Linked DNA regions of Mus musculus: all the other regions are linked to region 1. A link is a loop called in an ENCODE intact Hi-C map of the cell type or tissue named here. Cell type or tissue: left cerebral cortex. All regions are shown on one strand.

The links. Hi-C counts contacts between places; a loop is a spot of excess contacts. Peaks named below come from ENCODE experiments on the same cell type or tissue, not always from the same donor. Only the 100,000 strongest peaks of a DNase experiment are listed, where the experiment ranks them.
Region 2: a loop joins it to region 1, with 2.0 times the contacts of the local background. A loop is called at or near these places in 3 of 42 quality-filtered maps.
Region 3: a loop joins it to region 1, with 1.9 times the contacts of the local background. A loop is called at or near these places in 3 of 42 quality-filtered maps.

Annotation. Positions count from the first base shown.
Region 1 is chr7:58,387,728-58,395,727 of GRCm38, forward strand. No RefSeq gene overlaps it. Among named protein-coding and RNA genes, the nearest start is that of n-TEttc7, 7.6 kb to the right of the region's middle. In left cerebral cortex, no CTCF peak of the experiment used is centred here; a DNase peak (open chromatin) is centred at 4,825.
Region 2 is chr7:58,242,253-58,250,252 of GRCm38, forward strand. No RefSeq gene overlaps it. Among named protein-coding and RNA genes, the nearest start is that of Gm26288, 98 kb to the left of the region's middle. In left cerebral cortex, no CTCF peak of the experiment used is centred here; DNase peaks (open chromatin) are centred at 4,637 and 5,197; H3K27ac peaks cover 324 bases.
Region 3 is chr7:58,251,347-58,259,346 of GRCm38, forward strand. No RefSeq gene overlaps it. Among named protein-coding and RNA genes, the nearest start is that of Gm26288, 110 kb to the left of the region's middle. In left cerebral cortex, no CTCF peak of the experiment used is centred here; a DNase peak (open chromatin) is centred at 4,935.

The DNA of each region.
Region 1 (8,000 bases):
AATTGATTTAGTCCACCTGAAATGTGAAGTCTTCACTGAGCCTCCTGGTCTTGGTCAGCTGTTTTCTATTAATGGGTCATTGATAATAATCTAACACAGAGCCTGAATCCAAGAAAGCATGTCACATTTCATATTGTCCTTACTAAGCCCTGTGAATAATCTCAGGGCCACAAATAAAGATTCATAGGCCCAAGAGATAACCTTAAGCCAGCTCAGCCACAAATGGTCTGTATGATGACTAATATTATATTTTAAGTTTAAATTACTGTGCTTAAGAGATCTATTTTTAAAAAAAAAAGCCTCCAACCTGTAATCCCCACTTGACCAAGAACAAATAACTTCTTAGAATGCTGGGAGCTGTTGTCCATGCAAGATAACAAGCCAAGCATTTTTACTTCTTTAAATAATCTTGATTGTGCCAACTGCACAGTATCTGATTGATGACAGTAGGCAGGAGGCATGCAGGCAGGAAGTACCTGGATATGTATACTTACCCATGACTGGACAAAGATGGAAAATATGTAGCTTAGTGAGTTTTACCCTTATAAGCCTCTGTCTAATGTAATTCAGAACCATACTCTGGGAATCTCATGTACAGACCTGGACAGTATCAATAATCCTGGCAGTATTTAATAAATCTTGCTTCAAATTTGTCTCAAAAATTGTGGTAGTGTTCTTGTGCTTCCCCAGTGGGAATAACAGCTCTGCCTTTATGATGATCTGACTTTAAAGGGCCTGAAAGCTGGGGCTCAGGCACCTCCCCTCTCCTGGCCTTACTTAGTGATTAGGGATATTTTCGAGACAGATGGAGAAGCAGTTGTGGCTGTGACTCAGACCACAGCAAGTCATCTTGGAGTCCACAAATGAGCACTTTACAAAGACTATTCTAGGAAACTAATTTTTAAGCACAATAGGAAATGTTCAAGCTTACTAGAAAATTAAATACATCTAAAGCAAAACTAGGTACCTCTCAGTCAGTCAGCACAGAAGAGATGAGTACACTGGCCTCCCTTTGTGTGTGAGATGACCCCGGGAGTGCTCCAGGTCCCATCAATAGCATGCTAGCACCTTTGTGCAGAAGCAATGGGGATGTGCACGATAAAGAACTGTTTAAAGGCTATTAAAATATTACACAGCATGTTCGATTCTAACATTTCATCTAAAATGGCCAGAGATTTACGAACTATGTGGTTTATTTTAACATGAGGTATAATAAGAGAAAGATAAAAATAAATTTAATGTAAAAATATATGGAGGTAAAAAATAATCCTTTAAGAGACAGAAATATTGGAAGAAATTCTAACAAATTGCACTGGCTAATCCTGGATGGGATGTGGGTTGATACATTAGTCATCTTGCAGTTACTGTAACAAATACATGAGATTTATAAGCTTAATAAGAAAAAGCCTTATTTGGTCTAGTAATGATAGGGGACTCTGTCCATTGTTAGTTGGCTGTTATGGTCAATCCATCCATATAAGCATGTACTTGCTGGTAGAAAGAGATCACCTCATCAGGATTGGGAAATGAGGGAGATCCATGAGTGTCCCACAATTCTTGTTGATGGAGGAGACCTTGGTAACCTTACACTTCCTATTAGTTAGGTCTCGCCTCTTAAATGTGTCTATGGCCTTCCTATAGCATCAAGCCAAGAAAGCAAACTTTCACACAGGACTCTCTGGGGGTATTCAAAACCCAAACTATGGTAATTGATAGATATTTTCATAGTTACACATGACATTTGATCTTCAAGTACAGTCTACCCTGCTTGGCCTGCTTAAGGCTATAAAAAAGCAAAAAGCACATGACATTGTGTATGCTCTGCAAGGCAATGTTTGTGAAACCCAATGCAAATGGATGGAGCGACAGGGCAGAGCAGAACAGAAAAAGAAGAGGACAACCAAGCACATGAGAAGGGGTTCAGCATCATCTGTCTTTTGAAAAATGCTAATTAAAACAACAACAAATAGCACTTCTCATCGATTAGAGCTAAAATCCATGATACTGACTTAATCAATGGTTGTTAAGGATACTGAATAAGAACTCACACCCCTTGCCGGTGGGATGCAAAATGGAGGAGTCACTTAAGACTCCCAAGCAGTTCGCATGAGGCTGCATGCTTTAATATTGATTTAGGGCCTGCTTGCTTTATCTATATAATGTTAGAATCCAGAGAGCCCTGTCCCTCACATAAACAATGGCAGGCACCCTGTTGAGGACTGTAGCTTGGAATCTCTAGCCAACAGAGTTTCTGGTTGCTAGGATTAACATTCTGTTCCCAACTCAGACCTAGGGAAGTTAGTTAAAGCACAAGGTTGTGTATGATGCAATGATAAGGAATGTGTTAAACTGATATGTAGTGATTTAGATCAGAGAACTTTAATTTGGGTGAATTAAAAAAAATACATAGGATATCCAAGATTTTGGGATGAAAGTGCACCATGATAAAAGAAAGCCAATCCTACATGTCACATCACTGCAGAGAGCTAGAACCACTGCCCTGAATCATTGTAGAAATGAATGGAAGAGGTAAGGCTCATGGCATAAACATCTGGAAGAGGTTCAGTATTCTGCATGGTGATATTATAAATGTTGTACTTGTAATATTATATTCCAGTGGATTAGGTGCTAGCTAAATAAGAAGTTACTGCATTCATGAACATTGTTATTAAGGAGTTGTTAAGGAGGGTGGTGTGCCAACATTTTTCTTTTTAGTTTTATTTCATTTTATGTGCATGAATATTTTACCTGAATGCATGTCTGTGCAACATATATATTGTTTGCTGCCCTTGGAGGCCAGAAAAGGTCATAGCATCCTTGGGAACTATAGTTATAGACAATTGTTAGTTACAATTGTGGGTGTTTGGATTTAAACCAAGGCACTCTAGAAGATGAAAGGACAGTGTAAGAAATGGGATGAGGCTAAAATGAGCCACAGATGATAGATTCAATTTGGAGAGTCGGTGTTAAGTCATACTTAGCTCCATATAGGTTGATAGCATAAAATAGTGATAGCTTTGTGGGAACATACTAGTGTTGTGAATATTTGAGCTTCCTTGCTTTTTCAGGAAAAAGAGTCTAGAGGCATAGAGCACATATAGCACCCAGGTCTTAGTTTTGGGTTCTATTCTCCATTATATGGGACTAGAGTTCCTTGGAGAAAGGTTGCTTCAGAGACTGATATGGGAAGTATATAAGATAAGACTAGTGTGTCATATTGTGGAAAATCAAGGAAGTACACAAATATATGTAATAAATAATTAAATAGTACACAATGATATTTCTTGTAAGAAGAAAAATATCCTCATTGAAGCCACCAATTCAAGTCAGTTCTAATACCATTGACCAAGAGGTAACATTGGCTCCCAAAATCTACCCTCCTCATGAAGGTACCAGCTGATAGCCTATGCTGTTTTCACCTGTGTACTTGACCCACCTCACCAGCTTTAAACTAGAATTAGTATAGCTCCCTTCTTGGGTTCAATTAATATGCTAGACAGGCTCAGAGAATTCCATTTATTATAAAGGATGCTGCAGAGGGTGCATAGAAAGAGATAATAGAAAAGTGGTAAACCCTTTACTTTGGGGTTTTTATTGGTGGTGTGAGGGGGGATGGAGGGTGATGCTGTTTTGGTTTTCTTTTTCTTTTTCTCTACAGTGATGGGGATAAAATCAGGGGCCTTGTGCATACTGCACATTCTACCACTGAGCTGCATGGTCATATCTAGTGGATTCTTGTGGAGACTTGACTACATATGCATGGTTGAAGGAATCGCCAGCTTTGGGCGATAATATTTAACCTCCAGCCTCTCTCCTCTGAAATTAGTGAGTCTTAATTTCACAATATCAAACCTTAAGAAAGAATCAGGAGGAAAAAGAGGGAAAACCAAAGGCAAAGGAAGATAAATTGGGGTGAGATAAGCCATTGTGTGCAACTGAATAATAATTCACACATGAAACTTTAAACTTTGAGTAAGTCACAAAAATAGTATGTGTGTCTGTGAATCTTATGGTGTGCTTGGAGTCCAGAAGAGGGCATGGCATTCTTGGGAAGTACAGTTATTTGCTGTCGTGTGCGTACTAGGATTTGAACCTAAGCCTTCTGGAAGAGCAGCCAGTGTTTTAACCTCTGAACTATCTCTCCAGACTCAAAGTTTTTCTTTAAGAGTGAATATTCTTGTCTTTCTTTTCTTTTCCTTTCCTTTCTTTTCTTTTTCTTTCTTTCTTTCTTTCTTTCTTTTTTTTTTTTTTTTTTTTTTTGGTGTTGTTTTTTGAGACAGGGTTTCTCTGTGTAGCCCTGACTGTCCTGGAACTCACTCTGTAGACCAAGCTGACCTCCAACTCAGAAATCTGGCTGCCTCTGTCTCCCCAGTGCTGGGATTAAAGGCGTGCATCACCACTACCTGGTGAATATTCTCTTATTGTCTCTCGGTAGTAATTTCTATTATCATAATGCCTATGGACTTTGTACATGGGAGAAGATAATATGAAAACTTTTATTCTTCTTTTCTTAAGACATGTTTGTATACAATATAGCTGTATTAAAGCTCTTAGAGTGTACTGAGAAGAAATGAATCGCTTTTGGCAAGTTACAGTATCAAGTTTCTCATAAGGGAGAAGAAAGATGAGAAATAGCCTTCAGAAAGGCACCGAGAGTCAGTGAAGATGTGTCTGCGTGCTGGAGTACTTATCTTCCCCACACCCTTGGAGTGATCCCCAGCACCATAATTAAAAATAAAAATGTATCTTTCTTCTGAAAGAAAGAGGAAAGTCATTTATATGGCTTCAGCAAAGAGCTTCTGAAAGCCTGTTTTGACAGAATGGGGGTTCTGAGAGCATCAAGACATAAGATCAAAACGCCCACAAGACTAAGATGAGAGGAGAAATGCCTCCCTTGTGAAACTCAGCCAGCTCTCTTTTAAGCAAATCTCTTGTAAAGTTTTTTTTTTCAATTCAGTGTCTAGATTTGCACAATGTAAATCCAGAGCAGAGACTCATTGGACAATATATTATTTACAGTCATGTCTGGAATAAAAGGCTTACAGTTGTCAGCAAAGACATAGTGAGTCTTCAGAAATATTTGTTTTTTAAACATGTTTCATAGTGGGTCATCTTCCACAGTTTTCATCAGCTTAGCTGTTTCAGAAGGACCTGTGTGGGAGCCACTTTTTCCTATCAGCCAAGGCTTTCTTCCTATTCTGAAGTGCTTCTCAGATGAATACTTTGTGTATGCCAACGGTTTCTTGAGGTTGGCACTGTGGTTTGAGTCATCTTAGTGAAACTATGACAAAAAGATGCGCCCAGAGTGAGAGTTAGAGTTGGGCAGACAAAACATGAACCAGAATCTGAGTATGGGGCAGGTACAATTATACCAAGAATACTGTGTGTCTGCAGTAGTGGTTCCTGTGTGCTCTTAATCTTAGGAAGTTGGTAAAGTTAAGCTTTTGTAATTAGAAGCTTTCTAACAAAGTTCCAAAAAGCACAAACTTCAGGCATACAAAAAAAAAAAGGCTAAAGATTTGAGATGATCCTAGGCTAACCTACTCCTCAGGATCCTACTTAGGAAAAATTTTACTCTCTCAGTACTTGTAAGTGTACAGATGAAGCATCTCCATCGTGGGTCCAAGATACACATGCTGGAAAAAGGGTATTAGACTACCACATGTTACATGCTAGAATGCAATGCTGAGACAGAAAAAATACAACTAAGGATGAGTAAGTAAAAATTACTAGTCAGTTAAATGCCTTAGAGGGTAAAGGTGCTTGGTGGCAAGGCACATGACCTGAGTTTGGTCCCCTGGACTCTTCTGATGGAATGATAGTACCAACTTCAGAGGCTTGTCTTCTGACTTCCTCATAGGTGCAATGGTACTAGCATGCTTCCCAGTCTCCTTCCCAACAATAAATCAATAAACAAACAAAAAGCCCAAGTAAGCAAATAAATAAGTATAATTTAAATTTTTCCTACATCCTAACACACAAGAAAACAAAATAAACCCAATACTAAAAGCTTCCTATGAAATATTGGAGACCTGCTTAGGTAAGAGCAGTGCAGCACTGAGGCTGCCTCGGCTGTGTTATGCCACTGTGATTTAATGAAGGACCAGCAGGTCACACTTGCTTTAACAAAGGTTGATGACTAGGTACAGTGAAGGGAGTGTATACAATATAGAAACGGGGGTGGGGGGTGTTAGCTAGCAGGGCTAGAAATGAGCTACATGATTCAGCTTCTGATTGGGTAAGTTAAGGAAAAACCTAAAGAAGCAGAAGACTGCTGTCTTCTGATACCACTTGAGAGTGGAGGACATTCTACAATGGAGGGTTTCAAATAATTTAGTTTATAGGAAAATCAAACAAACTAGAGACCCACGTGATGTAAACTGACAAGGATTTGTAGTTGCTAATCTTAGCCAAGGAAAGGACACGTGGTGTTTTGTGAGTGACAAATGGACTTGTTTTGGTCTGTGCTTATACAAATGTAAGTCATATCTCATGGCATCCATTTAGTGTTTCTTTACGGATACATATTTAGGACTAACCACATGAGATTAGATAAGCCACCAGGAAGCTCTTCACTGCAGAAGACTGATTCTCCTTCAAGAATGGAAGGTTTTAAGCAAAAGGTCATGCTAGGAGACTCCCTAGAGAATCAGACTGAAAAGGAAAAAGGCTGAGGACACAGACCACATTTAGAATGCCAGAAGTTACTATCCAGTATGTGATTAACAACTACTAAAGGTGCTGAACATGGACTAACAAAATCATTAGACGGAAGACCTGAGACAAGTCAGGCAGCTTTACAACAACTTGGGAATACCCTAAGGAGGGCATGTACCAAACAAGGGCCATGGAACTGAGAGAGCTGCTGGAACAAGAGCTTAGAGCTCTTGCCCTACAGCCCCAGGTTGAATCCCACAAGTGACTTTCAGCTTCTGGGAACCTCATTTCTTCTGACCCTTTCCAAGTCCCAAGGCCATGTTCTAATAGTTCTGTGATTTTATAAAAAAGTATAAACAGTATGGTACTGACACAAAAACAGATAGATAGTTTAATGAGATAGAACCAAGGGCTCTGATATAAGATCCGATACCTACAGTCACCTGTTTTTAGACAAAGATGTTGAAAATACACAATGGAGAAAAAGAAAGGATCTTTTAAAAATGGTGCCAGTAAAACTGGATATATACAAGTAGAAAAATTAATCATGATTCTTCTCTCTAATGCTGTACATAAATAAATAGCAAATGGATTAGAGATATCAGTGTTATACCTGAAACCCTAACAGTTCTACAAGAAAGAATAAAGAGTACAAGTCAAAACACAGCTTCAGGAAATGACTTTCTCAATAGGACTCTAGTTTCCCAGGAAAAAAGAACCATCAATCAATAAGTGGGATCTCATGAAACTAAAAGTTTTTTGTCCTGCAAAATATATGGGTATATTTAGACTCAACAGGTTTTTTCTTTTTTGTTTTTGTTTTTGTTTTGTTTTGTTTTGTTTTGTTTTGTTTTAAAGAAGAACGTTGGAGGGTATGAAGTTGGGGGTGGATCTGGGAGGAGTTACAGAGAGATATGGAGGATGAATATGATCAAAATATATGGTATGACCAGAGAATTAATAATAATACATATTCTCACTTTCTAGCAGCATGAGGGGTAGGGGATCTTCATCATACTTACTGCCACACCTTGCTTCAAAAGTAAGAGAGCCAAATGGCCATGGGCTGAAACCTCTGGACCTGTGAGATAAAATTAACTCCTCGTCTTTTTACATTGATTTATCTCAGGCATTTATTACAGTAACAGAATGCTGGCATGCAACACAGTAATCTTACATCACTGGAAAGAAACTCCACCCATCAAAAAATTTCATACATGTGCTGAATACTGTGCTGTGTTCTTGCATGGACAAGGTAGGAAATCAGTTATGGCTTTTACCTTGAGGGTGACTGTGCTGTGTTTTAGGGGTTTAATGTTTTCATGGTGGAAATGGTGAGAAAT
Region 2 (8,000 bases), 150 kb before region 1:
CTTCATTTTTCTTTACAGCTGAATAATATTCTGTTGTGCGAATGTACCATATCTTCATTATCCAATTAACAGATGGTGGGTATCTTCCTGGTTATTACAAATGCATCAGCAATGGATATGGATGAGCAAGAATAGAAAGGTAGAACACAGGTGGTGTGCTAGTCAGTTTTTGGTTAACTTGACAGAACAGAGAAAATGCCTCCATCAGATTGGCTTGTAAGCAAGTATGTATGAACATTTTCTTGATTAACGAATGGTGTAGCAGAGCCTAGCCCACTATGAGTGGTACCATTCCTTGGCAGGTAGTCCTGGGAAGTATAAGAATGGTAACTGGCCAGGCAGTGGTGGCACATGCCTTTAATCTCAGCACTTGGGAGGCAGAGGCAGTGGGATTTCTAAGTTCGAGGCTAGCCTGGTCTACAGAGTGAGTTCCAGGACAGCCAGGGCTACACAGAGAAACCTTGAGCATGAACCTGGAGAGCAAGTAAATAGCATTCCTCTGTGGTCTTTCCTTAAGTTTCTTCCTCTGGATTATTGCCTTGCTTCAGTTCCTACCTCGGCTTTTCTTGGTGATGAACTGTGATGTGAATGTGTAAAACTTCTTCCTCCAGAACTTACTTTTATTCATGGTGTTTTGACATTGCAATCAAAACCAAACTATAAAATGTGGTGTAAAAGTAGAAAGGAGAATAACAAAACAAGAAAGGTTATTGAGGACAGGGAGGAAAGGGAAGATAGAGAAGAAAGTATAGGAAGAACTAATTAATATAATTAATTAATACAGGTTAATATAAAAGACCTTTAAAATGCCATATGATAATTTACTACTATAGAAACATCACATATGCATATACATATATATACTTATTTATACATATATATGGAAATGAACTTTATATAAAATTACTGTAAAAGAAAGATAGCACCTCCCTCAGACACTATTGAATAAAAAGCCCATCCTGGGTAGTGCTCTTTTCAATGTGTTGGTTAGTGGTATAACTCACAGCCATTGTGATAGCATGCACAAGATAAGGATAGGATCAAATCACAAAGTAATCTTACCATAGAGATGGGCATAAAGCTCTAGTTGCAACTGAGGAGCTATTGACAATGGATAGAAGCTACAAGAGAGAAAAATCAATTTTCTTCAGTTGTGTGACAACTGATATACTACCTTCCTCCAGGGGAGATTGCTAGTAGTTGGGCCACATAAACTAGACTGGGTGGGTTTTATTAAAAAAGGGGAGGGGCATGAAGTTGGGTGGGTAAGGAGGTGGGGTTATATATGGGAAGAATTGCAAGATAAATCTCAAAAAAATTAGTCCAAAATTTATTTTAAAAACATACATTCTAAAATATTTTTTCTGGATAATAAAATGGATGATTCTGTTTCAACTCAAAAAGTAGAAATCGTACTTTATCTCTGACAGGTTAGTGACATATGCTAGTGCTTAACATTAGAATCCATGTGTAGTTCTAAAATCTTCAATATTGTCTTTAAATTGGGTAAAAGTCCATGAGCCAGCAGAACCTGACCAACCTAATGAACTCTTCCCATAGGCTTTATTATTACTGGGTAGGATATGAACAGATTGCACTGCTGCAGAAATATCAAATGTGTTTGATCATAGAGTATATGCCTAGAACCTGATTATAGGCCTGAGATATAAGTCTTGCATGGATACTGTACATTTACAGATCACAATAATAACTTATACCACAAGATTTAGTTATCTGCAAGGTAACCTCAGGATATTTATATGCCATCTACTTCTTAGCATAAGGATTCAGTGTTTGTAAATTGTCCCATAAAAGTATAAAAACAATTGTGAGCAACTTTCAGATGCTAATGCTGGTTGGCCACTTTCCCAAACTCTCAGACTGCTAAGCAGAAATAGCATTCATCTGTAGTAAGGAACATTGTCTTTGTCTAATGGAGAAAGTGACTTATTGGATAATTTTGAACATATCTTCCTAAAAAAGAACATATCTTCCAAAAAATTGTTCAGGCACTGTTGGGAAAATCCAACGATTGCCTACACAAGCATTAAGAAAAAAATCATTACTTCCCTGAAATGTTTAAATAAAATGAAAGTGTGACTCACATATTTTTGAACCCATTCAGTCTCCACACCTCAGTTCCCAGTGGCTATTAAACACGGTTAAAAGACTCATGAAGGTTTTGTGCTTCTGCAATTCCCCTTCCTGTTGTCATTAAGTGTGTCTTTCATTCTGTTTTCTGAAGCTTTTGTTATAATCGAACCACAGCTTCACAAACTTCTTTAGAAGTTTAAATTAGAAATGTATTTTGAAGTGGAAATGTACCGCCCAGTGTTTATCAGAAGGGCTTTGATCTGATAGTCGACTACACCAGTGAGAGGCAATGGATCTCTCTTACAAATATTATTTCTAGTAGGATCAAGAGTTCAGTGAAGATGGAATTTTCTCAAGAAGCTTAGAAAAGTTTTCTTTTTCTAGTCTAAGTTGGAAAATGCCATGAAATCAGCCAGAAATGGAGTATTCTTTCTGAGACATTTGGGAACATGAAGAAAACCTCACTCAGATTAAAGCCAAGGCCAACGGCCTCCAAACCAAATCATGTAGCCAAGTTAAAAGCACAGGTATGCTTCTGTTCTAGCATGGTTTTTAATTGAAAATAAGTTTTCGTCATTTCAAAACCAATATGATACCCTTATAAAACAGAAAACTGAGATTAACAAACTAAAATGATGATATATTCTACCGTCTAGACATGACACCCCCAATGATAGGCTTACACATCCTTGTTTTTACAATGCACACATATACACCATTACAGCTTTACTGAAATGAACCAGTTATGTTTTATAAAAATGAAGAAAGAGAAGGAATATGTTTGGTGGATGTGCAGTCAGGTGTGGGGGGAGGGGGTGTTTCTGTGGGTCCATGCTGAGGCATCCCTTCACCCTGAGGGACCAACCAGTCAGTATTGTATAGACCAGTATAGTATAGAATAGAGTTTATTCACGGCATGGGGAGGGGAGCTGAGAGGGTAGTAGAGACAGAGAAATGGGGAGAGAGAGAGAGAGAGAGAGAGAGAGAGAGAGAGAGAGAGAGAGAGAGAGAGAGACAGAGAGAGAGAGAGAGACAGAGAGAGACAGAGAGAGACAGAGAGAGACAGAGAGAGACAGAGAGACAGAGAGAGACAGAGAGAGAGTGTGTAGAGGAGTAGAGGCTGGCCATGAGCACATGGAGAGAGAGGGGAGAGGGTAATAGGGAGAGGGGAGCAGGAACAAGGGTCAGAGCAGGAGCAAGAGAACAAGAGAGAGAGGAGGGGGCAACCAGCCCCTTTTATAGTGAGTCAGGTACACCTGGCTTTTGCCAGGTAACTGTGGGTCAGAGCCTAGACTAAATGCCAACAGAATCTCTCTTAGTTAGGCTTTCTATTGCTGTAATAAAAGTCCGTGACCAAAAGCAGCTTGATGAAGAAAGGATTTGTTTGGCTTATGGCTTTCAGTCTAATACCAGGAGAACCCAAGGCAAGAATTAAAGGCAGGACTTGATGCAGAGATCATGGAGGTATGCTGCTTACTGAGTTGGTCCTCATGGCTTACTCAGCCTGCCTTTTTATACACCAAGGAATGCCTGCACAGAGGTGACACTGAGCACAGTGGGCTAGGTCCTCCCATATCAATCATTAATCACGAAAATGTCCTATAGAATGGCCCACAGGTCAATCTGATGGAGACATTTTCTCAACTGAGGTTCCTTTTCACAGATATGTCTAGGCTGTTGACAGAAACCAACTAGTATATAATCTTAAATTAACAACATACATTTGAAACTTTAGTTATACCTATAAAGTATCTAGTTTTCTATCGTATAAAATTATCCTTTATAACTGTTTCTGATTAATTCAGAATCCAGATTCACATGTATGTGTTAAACTTATGAGCAGCTCATTTCCATTCATTTGCAACAGTGTACTTCCTGATCCTATATCTTTCTTTATTAATAGCTAGCTGATCTATTTAATACAGTAGGTTATTTATCACACTAACCTACTGAAGAAGAAATTCAGAGTCTGTTTGAAGTAAATATTCAGCCTCTGGATATAGTGTAGCCATAACCAATCCAGTCTTCCAGCTCTTGTAGTTTCTGTAAGGTGGCAGCTGGTTCTGAAAACCAACAGATCCACACAGAATTAGCTGACCAGCACTTGTCCCTTCATGTCCAGCACTTGACCCTTGTCACCTCAGAAGGTATGACATCTTGCTGATCCATGGTTAGTGATAGAAACCACTAATGGAACTAGAGTGGAAACAACTGAACCCAGCAAGTGCCTTGTGAAATTCAACACATTCCAACCCTAAAATATTTGAAACCAGCCATGAAAGTACTAAGTTCCCCACAAGAATGGTTTTAACAGTACATAATAATCTTTATAATAGATGATGTCATGAGAGTGGCTTAGTAGAATGGGATGTCTTTGTTTCTTTATATCTGCTTGTGTCTCACATAAATTACAGTTGAGTTCATTGCCTGTGGGCTTTAGTCATCTCATGCATAGTTCCTGCTGAAAACATTAAGATGAGGAGGCCCGGATTTGGAAGCAGTGGTATGAGTTTTAATTACATTATTCTAGTATTCTTTTTTTCTGAGGTTAGTGGTTGAATATGTTTCCTTCTTACACAGTAGCACTTGGGTCCTTTCCATATGTGTTCCTCAGTTTGTGAATGGTTTTGATTCTTTTTTGTAAGTGGTACCTTATACCTTCTGGTGTTTCCCATATGAGCATTTCTTGAGGGACCAGAGATTTAGTTAAAAATAACTAAGTGAACTTAAATTATACTCCCAAGATCCTTGACTAAATGGTGAATTTAGAATTAAATCTGTTAAAAAGTTAAAAGTTATCTTTGTTAATTTATAGTGACTAAAGAGACCAGAGGTATAGAAGAGTAAGTCTCTACTAGAAATGTTAAACTATTCAGAGCAATCTCTTCATACCTACTTGGAAAACTCAGGAAAAATTAGTATTTCTTTTCCCTAAAAATTAAAAAGAAATTGTTTAAGCATATTTCAGACATGAACTAGAGCTGGTTTAAGCTCAGATTTTTACTTCCTCTTACTGGAAAACTGGATGTAGCCTCCCACATCTGAGTTCTCAGGTCCATCTGTTCCACCAACGTGCTTAGAATATTGGAATTGATTTAATGGGAGGCGACTTGGCAACACTACAGCCAGATGGACGTGGGACACATGCAAAAAGGAAGGCAATGCTCCCCAGAAAGGATTGTCCATCAGGACAGAATTAGCCAAACAGCTTCTTTAAGCCCACAAAGTTCCCAGGCTTGGCAGCAGATTTCATACAATACTCAGAATATAGACTTAAAGATGGGATTTTGCCCAAAAATAAAAGGCACCTTGGATATGATCTGGCAATACAAACCTCAAAGTCCTTCTAAAGGGGCAAAGAGGAATCAAGAATTTTGTATGGACACTGTGATTGACACAGTCACCTAACGTCTAGCTTTCCTGTCTGCTGTTTGGGTCTCACCACTTTCTTGCTTGAGGCTTTTCCTGTTCTCCCATGTCCCAGGTTGACCTGGGATCTAATGTAGGTCTTCTCTGCTTATCTCTCTCTCCTATCTTAGTCTGGGCAGTTTCAGATGGTGTGGCCCTTAAGAGCATACCTAACCCTTCCTTATTCTGGTGATTGAAATATCTTGGTTTTTCTCTATCTCCAGTTAGGCACATTATTGGCTCTAGATGTGTAACCTAATCTATATTTCTAGTGTCTAACTCATATAGGGAGCCTAGCTGAATTTTATTTGTGAAATAATTCTTACCCTGCTTTTGAGGGCTTTGATATATGGTATATATATATATATCCCAGGAAGAGTGACAGATTTTATTTCTGTGCTTATTCTGCCTTCTGATAAGTGGTTTTCATTAATGTATATATTGTAAAGGGTTTTATTATTCATTTTTTAGAAGCAATGGGTCAGCTAGTCTCTCTTCAAAGAAGAAAGAAAAGCTGGGATACTTGGTGTGCTTGGGATACTGAGCCAGCTTGATGGACACATGTTAGGTTACTCACTCAGTGAGGCTTTGGTCCTTCCATGGCATGGCTGCTTCTCTTGAAAATTATTGTCATAGCCCTAAAGTGTCTGATTCTATATGTGTGGGATCTGACCGAGGCAGCTTTCTGGCCATTCTACTGTATCTCCCAGTTAAGAACTACACAAATAAAACTGAGCAAAAAAATGCGAGCTAAGCACTATACACAAAGTTAGGGTACCTCTAAATCTAACCAACGGAGAATAGAAGAAACTAAGTACAGAGGTGGAGTTGGAGAATTTCTAATAGGATTTCTAGACAAAATTACCTTAAAACCAAAAAGGATTATAGATAGGTAAAGGAGTTAGCAAGACTTGTTGTGTGGAAGGCTACATAAATATTCCAAAACTGGCATAGCAAGATTTCTCAGGGAAGGAGGGCATGAACTTTCCAACATGAGAATTTCTTTAAAAAAATATTTCTTTCTTTTTTAAAAAGATTTACTTTATTTATTTAATGTATATGAGTGCTTTATCTGCATGTATAACTGCATGTCAGAAGATGGTTGTAAGCCACCATGTGGTTGCTTGGAACTGAACTCAGAACCTCTGGAAGAGCAACCAGTGCTTTTAACCACTGAGCCATCGCTCCAGCCCCCAGATTGATATTCCTTTTTGTTGTTGGTGTTTGGTGTTGGTTTTGGTGTTTTCAAGACAGGGTTTCTCTGTATAACCCTGGCTGTCCTGGAACTCACTCTGTAGACCAGGCTGGCCTCGAACTCAGAAATCTGCCTGCCTCTGCCTCCCAAGTGCTAGAATTAAAGGCGTGTGGCTACCACTGCCTGGCGCCAGCTTGAGATTCTTACACTGACCTCACTAGGTAGTTATAGTTTATAAAATCAAGCACAATCCTATAGAGTGCACCCACTGAGTAGATTTCCATTTGACTAGTGAATATGTAAAAAATAGTAAAGAAACCAGAGGCGACCTAGATTGGGGCATTACAAGAACTTGGGGATCAGAAATAATGGATAGGGATGAAACTCTGGAGGACAGAAAGACAGCAGCAGCCTTTCGATAAAGCTATTTCTTAACTGGACACTGTTCCCAAATCAGATGGTGCAACCAGTTCCACATTTCAGAGCAGTGTCACTCTACCATGGTATTGCTTCCTGGTAGCAAGCTCTTATTCACATATTGATCTCAACCACAGCACATGCCCTCATCCTTTTGACTCATTGCTTACATAGCTTTCTCATCCTAGTAGCTGCAAGGCTAAACTACTTTCTCTATGAAACATAAGATTACAAAAGTACATAAATATTGCTGAAATTGATGACTTCTTTGGTAGTAATGTGAAAAAAAAATCCATTTTCTTCCTTAGTTTCTCACAAGACAGAAATGCCTCAAGAGAAGACTATCTCCTATAGCATCAGACCATTAGTATGATCAACAGTATACTTCAAAGACTTTCTTCTCACAACAAGAAGCTGGCTATGCCTTCTAGAAGGCCTTAAAGTTGAGAAAGACACATTTACTCTGTAAATGTATAGATTTGGAACTGTAGAGGCCTGGAATTCACTCTGCTAACCACAGGTACATGGAGATTCCACAGTGATCTCTCCTTGGGCAGCTAAGTGGATGCAGAAAGAGACAAGGATTTAGGTAAATTGAAATCAAAAGAACAGAATGCAAGGAAAAATACAAGGAAATAGAGACCCATTTCCAGTATATGAGTGAGCTAATGAGTGGCTTCACAGATGATGAGAAAGAAAGTGGCTCACCATACACTCACCTCAACTTATAACCACTGATACATTTAAAATGTAACCAGAAATAGTTGTCCTCCTTTCCTAAGTGACCTGAATGCTTGAATGTCTATATTTGCATATCCAAGTGCTTTAATATGAAGCAGACTATTAACCTGAGAAAAGATCTTTCCAGGGAAGAACACCTGACAAA
Region 3 (8,000 bases), 140 kb before region 1:
ACAGGATGGAGTGTGCAATGAGCAGTCCAACAGAAAGTTCAGTTCACATGCCCTAACTGCAAAAGGAATGCTACAGCATAGGCTACACAAACCCACACATGTAAGTACTTCTCATATGTCTCACTTCAAGATAGATTCCTTGGATCTCAATGCATGTTTTGACATGTTATGACAACCCATTGCATGCATGATATGTTAGTTAGGCAAGGTAGGAATAAACAACTCAAAATTTAAGAGGTTTACAGTAGGAAATATTTGTCACTGGTCAGCCCTTTCAGAGGTCACTCTGGCTAGCAGATTACACTGATAACCTCAATGGAAGCTTCATAGCATGCTGCCACAGAGACAGTGTGTTCTACCTTGGCCAGTCATTCTTAACTACAGAGCATTACACCTGACATACTTCTTCAATTCACACTTTTGTAATTAAAGTAGGCTGCACTGCCATCCTAACTTCAAAGAATGGAAATATGCCCTGGAAGAGGGAAGAATCAATCATCAATTATTATCTATCAGAAATAGTCAACACTCCTCTTCTCTCTACATGGTACCCAGTGTCACATTGTAGAATGAAGAAAAGTACACAATGTTGTCTTCATCATTTTGAGCCCCAAATCCATAAGTTATAAAAAATTTTTCAGTCTTTATGATGATGTGACATGGTCAGGACCCATGACAAAAAATATTCCCATTTGGAAAATACTCAATGACTGGTGCAGAACACATCTGACTATTATGTGAAGGCCATCTAGGGAGTGATCTGAGCTGTGAGTAGGAGCAGGGCAATTCTTCCCTCAGGAAGAACTAGATCTACACTGCATTCTTCTAGAAGAGCTTCTTGCTTTCATTTTTCCTAATGTCAGCTTGGAGAATTTCTCTTTTCATGACTGTCCTGAACCACAGCTGGAGAAGGTGTTGGAATGAAGTCCCTCAGGACAAAGGGAGCTAAAGATAGTTTGTGACAATTTTTACATGTCCTGTTTATATGTTCAAAGTCTGTTGAGTTACTTTACCCTTGGAACAATCCCAACTTCCTAATCCCCTTTCCCAAAAGTAGCCAATAACCTAGATCCTTTTCTTCCGTAAAGATCTGTGCCGTTTGTCACCTATGTTGCCATTGAGATGGTCTGCAGAGCTTTGGGCCTGGCAGCACCTAGCAAAATAATGCTTCTGTGTGTATTTCCATTCTCTTTTTTAACTTTATAATAATCTGAACACATATAAGCTCACTTTATGTACAATATAATATTCAGTAAATTACAGGAGACATTTAACACTTTGTTACTTTGTGTTGGATGGTTTTACCCAGCTATAGAATAATGTGAGTGTAAGAAAGAGAACTCAGTTTTTATATGTCTAATCCCACATGGGATTTGAGTCAATTCACAGTATTCTGCATCCAAATAAAGAGAAAGCAAGGTGTCCTTTAAGTGATTTCTTTGTGTCAAAATAGAATGTAGTTGGGAACTTTCATTCTTTCCTTAAAGTGTGCTCTTTCTATGGGTGCAATATCACCTGTGACTCTGTAAGATGTAAACACAATAGAAGTATATTATCTTATGTCCCTAGTCACAGGAAGCCAAAATCAAGAGCAAAGGGCTAGAATACACTTAGCAGGAGGGCTGCCCTCCCTGCAAAAACCTCTGGGAGGGATTTCTTGCTTTATTTGGTTCAAGGTGACTACCAGCATTTGTTGTCCTTTGTCAGCCACTAATCTAAATAGTCAATATATTCTGCTCTCTGTTCTCTCTTTGTTCTACCTCCACTCCTCCTACTCAGGGTGTGAAGCTCAAACATAATAAAAGCAATATACAGCAAACCAGTAGCCAACATCAAACTAAATGGAGAGAAGCTGGAAGCAATCCCACTAAAATCAGGGACTAGATAAGGCTGCCCACTTTCTTCTTACCTATTCAATATAGTACTTGAAGTCCTATCCAGAGCAATTCGACAACAAAAGGAGATCAAGGGGATACAAATTGGAAAGGAAGAAGTCAAAATATCACTATTTGCAGATGTTAGGATAGTATGTATAAGTGACCCCAAAATTCCACCAGAGAACTCCTAAATCTGATAAACAGTTTCAGTGCAGTAGCTGGATATAAAATTAACTCAAACAAATCTGTGGCCTCTCTCTACACAAAGGATAAACAGGCTGCGAAAGAAATTAGGGAAACAACACCCTTCACAATAGTCACAAATAATATTAAATACCTTGAAGTGACTCTAAATAAGGAAGTGAAAGATCTGTATGATAAGAACTTCAAGTCTCTGAAGAAAGAAATTGAGGAAGATCTCAGGAGATGGAAAGATCTCCCAGGCTCATGGATTGGCAGAATTAATATAGTAAAAATGGCTATCTTGCTGAAAGCATTCTACATATTCAATGCAATCCCCATCAGAATTCCAACTCAATTCTTCACTGAATTAGAGAGGGCAATTTACAAATTCATCTGAAATAACAAAAAAAAAAAAAAACCCTAGGATAGCAAAAACTCTTCTCAACAATAAAAAAAAAAAAACCTCTGGGGGAAATCACAATGCTTGATCTCAAGTTGTACTACCGAGCCATTGTGATAAAAACTGCATGGTACTGGTATAGTGACAGACAAGTAGACCAATGGAATAGAATTGAAGACCCAGAAATGAACCCACACACCTATGGTCACTTGATCTTCGACAAGGGAGCTAAAACCATCCAGTGGAAAAAAGACAGCATCTTCAACAAATGGTGCTGGCACAACTGGCGGTTATCATATAGAAGAATGCGAATTGATCCATTTCTATCTCCTTGTACTTATGTCAAATCTAAGTGGATCAAGGAACTCCATATAAAACCAGTGACAGTGAAACTTATAGAGAAGAAACTGGGAAAAAGCCTCAATGATATGGGCACAGGGAAAAATTCCTGAATAGAACAGCAATGGCTTGTGCTGTAAGATCGAGAATAAACAAATGGCACCTCATAAATTTCCAAAGCTTCTGTAAGGCAAAAGACACCGTCAATAAGACAAAAAGACCACCAACAGATTGGGAAAGGATCTTTACCTATCCTAAATCAGATAGGGGAGTAATATCCAATATATATAAAGAACTCAAGAAGGTGGACTCCAGAAAATCAAATAAACCTATTAATAAATGGCGTACAGAGTTAAACAAAGAGTTCTCAACTGAGGAATAATGAATGGCTGAGAGGTACCATGGATATTGAAAAAATGTCCAACATCCTTAATCATCAGAGAAATAGAAATCAAAACCACCCTGAGATTCCACCTCACACCAGTTAGAATGGCTAAGATCAAAAATCCAGGTGACAGCAGATGCTGGAGAGGATGTGGAGAAAGAGGAGCACTCCTCCATTACTGGGATTTCAAGCCTGTAGAACCACGGTGGAAATCAATCTGGTGGTTCCTCAGAAAATTTTACATAGTACTACTAGAGGATCCAGCAATACCACTCCTGGGTATATACCCAGAAGATGCTCCAACATGTAATAAGGATATAGTTCTATTATGTTAACAGCATCCTTATTTATAATAGCCAGAAGCTGAAAAATACCCAGATGTCCATCAACAAAGGAATGGGTACAGAAAATGTGGTACATTTACACAATGGAGTACTACTCAGCTATTAAAAACAATGAATTTATGAAATTCTTAGGCAAATGGATGGATCTGGAGGATATCATCCAGAGTGAGGTAACCCAATAACAAAAGAACACACATGATATGCACTCACTGATAAGTGGATATTAGCCCAGAAACTTAGAATACCCAGGAAACAATTTGCAAAACACAAGAATCTCAAGATGAAGGAAGACCAAATTGTGGATACTTCATTCCTTCTTAGAATGGGGAAGAAGGAGTTACAGAGACAAAGTGTGGAGCTGAGACAGAAGGAAGGACCATCCAGAGACTTCCCCACCTGGGGATCCATCCCATAAACAACCACCAAACCGAGACACTATTGCATATGCCAGCAAGATTTTGCTGAAGGGACTCTGTCATAGATGTCTCCTGTGAGGCTATGCCAGGGCTCCCAATGAAGGAGCTAAAGAAAGTACCCAGGGAGCTAAAGTGGTCTGCAACCCTATAGGAAGAACATCGATATGAACTAACTAGTACCCCCACAGAGCTTGTGTCTCTAGTTGCATATGTAACAGAGGATGGCCTAGTCAGCTCTCAATGGGAGGAGAGACCCTTGGTCCTGTGAAGATCATATACCCCAGTGCAGGGGAATGCCAGGGCCAGGAAGCAGGAATGGGTAGGTTGGGGAGCGGTGGGGGGGCATAGGGGACTTTTGAAGGGAAAAGTACAAAAGGGGACAGCATTTGAAATGTAAATGATGAAAATATCTAATAAAAATATTTCCCTTCCTACACTTTCATGGCTTTCATGGCATCCAATGGCAAAGGTTAATTACAACTGCCTCTAAGGAGAGAGACTATTACCTTTGAAAATACCTACTGCAATTCAACTTCTTCTAGTAATAATGAAATTAATTTATTTGAGAGAGGAAAGGATATTTGGTGTTCTGGTTTTATAATATTTGTGTTTTCACATGACTGAAGACTCTCTAACAGAAAGCATCTCTTCCATCTTATATGCATAACTGATACTCAGAAAGCATACTGAGCTATATAAGTATAATATTTGAGCAGTAGTATAAATATCTCTGGTCATTCTGTATTTTATCTGCTTTACTTTTGAAATAGAACCATTTTTATCTGTTCATGGCTGTGGATGTGAGAAGCACAGGGATTCTCCAGTGTGTTAGAAGAGTAGAGTCCTCCTGGTAGCAACAGATTTCATTCTCTGAGAAAAATCGTGGAAGAAAAAAATGAAGAATGCCATGAATAATACTGAATGCTCACAGAGATCCAGAAAAATCTACAACTGCTATAATCTTCACATGGTGTTAGAATCTTTTAAAAGCTCTTTGTAATGTGGTTAATTTAGAAAGTCATCATGTTATGTTGGGCAAGAAAGGCATTTCCCGTGAGAACTAGAAAGAGACACACTGAGGAGCCAGGTTTAGTGGAGATGCTTTTAATCTCACTTTCCTCTTAAAGTGTTAGGTGATCTTTCTGTCTTCAGTTTCAGGTTTCCCAAAATCTCACATTCCACATTTGCTCCATTTCTAGGATTGGTGTTATTTGTATGTCTGAGCATTTCTGAAGTTGAGATTAATGCCCCAGGCACATTCTCCTCTATTTGAACAAAAATGGCCAGGGATAAGGCTTGGTTTTTCTTCATTATTTTGTTTTGCTTTGCTTTACAGATTATTGTTGGATTTATGTTGTTTTCATTGGCAGTTTTTTAATGCATTGGCTTGTTAAGTTATTTTCTAATGGCACCTGTTAATAGAAATGTCCTTAAGGAGAAGGACGTTAAATTCTCCGTGGGAACACACTGGCTTCTCACAATGCTTCCCACCATACATCACAAGTGTCACCACTGTCTGGTAGGTGTTATGGAGGTTCTTGTAAAATAGAGCACATATATTGCTATCGAAAGAGATTGGTGGCATGTATATTGTAACATTGAAAACCTCTGCCCCCAACCTTTAAGTTTCTGAAGGGGAGAGGACTCTAGTTGATGGTCTGTACTGCTGACCTGCAACTCACGGAAGGACCTCAACTCAGCCTCTACTTCCTAGCCAGAGTTGTCAGTATCAAAACGATTGCTCATAGACTTTCTCTAAAAAGCCATGGCACTAACTGCTTGTATATCTGTATCAAAGCTAATGCCTTTGCTGTGTAGACAGGTCCATAGGATGCAACCGGGACGAGGCTTCTGGAATAGATTTTTTTTTCCTCTACAAACTCAGGAAAGCCAAGCCTCAGCACTCAGCTTGATTGTATTGAAGGCAGAAGTACAGGTGGAGTAAAGCCCACAAAAATAGATTTCCCAAATGGGAAGGGGACCCAGAAAAGGCATCTGAATCCACTAGGACAATAAGTGTGTTTATGTTTTGGGAGGGCTGAGTTCTCTTTTTTCCCTCAGCATTGACTGGTTGGGACTATCACTGGGAACTGGATAATCCGACGAAGGCAAGGAATTTGATTCTTCCTCCCATCTGAAATATGGAAGGGGGTGCCAAGTCTGTTTTGTCGAGGAAAAAGAAGTAGAATGTCAGCTATCTTAAGTGATTAAGTGAAAAGTACATTAATATTCCTAGATCTTTTTTTCACTATCTCTCTGCCTACCAAAGATCTGTGTAACTCCTCACCCCTCACATAAAAGAAATTAAGAAAGAAGCCACTGTGTTTCAGCTTTAGCTCTGCAATCCAGATATGGCTAAGGTCACTGCACTGGTTGGCTTTATTCTGTCTGTTGGCAGCAAATGTAATTAAACACTGAACAGATTTGTTTCCAAACTCTGTTACATTAATCATAGTGCCTCAACATGACACACGTCTGCAGTGGTTGGCCAAAAGTCCTGATGATGGAGAGATGAAATGATCTTGTTAGGTGACATCATCCATGAATTGTTAATGCCATCATTTCTTCATATCTTGTGATGTCTTTTGGATACTTTTCAAGGCTATACATATAGAATTGTCATGGAAGACATCAATCATGAGTCTGTGGAGTGTGAAAAATAGCCTGCACTCATAAGATCCGGTCTTTGAGGCTCCCTTTCTTTTCTCACTTTCTCTCCTCTTTCTCTCTCTCTGTCTCTCTCTCTGTGTCTGTCTCTGTCTCTCTGTCTCTGATACCTGTCTCTCTCTCTCTCTCACACACACACACACACACACACACACACACACACACACACTCACACAGGTGTTATTTGGCTCGATTTATACTACTCTGAGGGAAAACAGCTCAGAAAACTGTCACAGAGATGCCAATATTCTGACTGCTGCTCTCCCTCTGTGTGATAGATGAAGACTTAGAAATCCTTGGCATTCTGCCAGTTTATGTTAAGTCATACAAAGATAGTATGTGGGTTTGCAAGTATGGGGAAATCTCAGGGTCTTTATAGTTCATGACACATAAGAAAGCTTTTTACTGAAGGGGAATGCAACACGGTAAGAAGGGCAATATTAACTAACTGGACCCGATAGAGCTCCCAGGGACTAAACATCAACCAAAGAGCAAAATGGGTGCGTCCATGGCTCCTGCTACACATGTAGCAGAGGAATGCCTTATGTGGTATCAGTGGGAGGAGAGGTGTTTGGTCCCATGGAGGTGTTGCCCTAGTGAAGGGGGATGATGAAGGCATGAGCTGTGAGTGGATGGGTGAGCAACCATCCTCCTAGAGGCAAAGGGGAAGGGGGATTGGGTTGCAGGGGGGAGACCTGGAAGGGGGAAAATATTTGAAATGTAAATAAACAAAATAATTCATAAGAGAGAGAAGCTTTTTAACTTTCAGCAACATATTTCATAGACCCAGCAAATAAAAATGAAGCTGAGTTTAGAATGATGATTCCTGGTCTTCAATATGTGTTGAATATTATATTATTGTAAAGGTGATAGCTCAAAACTCCGAAGCAGTAGATTAGGAAAGAAACTTATATATTTATGACTTTTATATCTGATAGCTGTCAAGAGAAATTCCAAAAAAACCTTTAACCTGAAATTACTAAACTTTGATTACAGACATAAGGAAAAGAAGGGAAATTTGGAAAATATATATTGTCACTGTAAAGTACTTTAAACATGAAATATCATTTACGTCTAAAAGTTTTCACTACCCTGGAAGTAACACATGTAGTTAATATAATTTTGACCTAATGGTTCTCATTTTGTTTCAAAGTCAATTGATCTGTGATATTTTATCACTGTATTATATATCATATAATATAATAATAAGCTTTAGACTTCTAAAACAGAGATGGAGGGATAGGGAGAGGGAAGAAGAAAGAAGATGAGGAAGAAAGAAAAGGGGAAGGAGCAAGAGAAAATGTGTGAAACAGAAGAAAACTGGTTTATCGGTTTAATCTGCATTAAATATGAGAAGTGAGAAGATTCACATCTTTCATGTTCACCTGC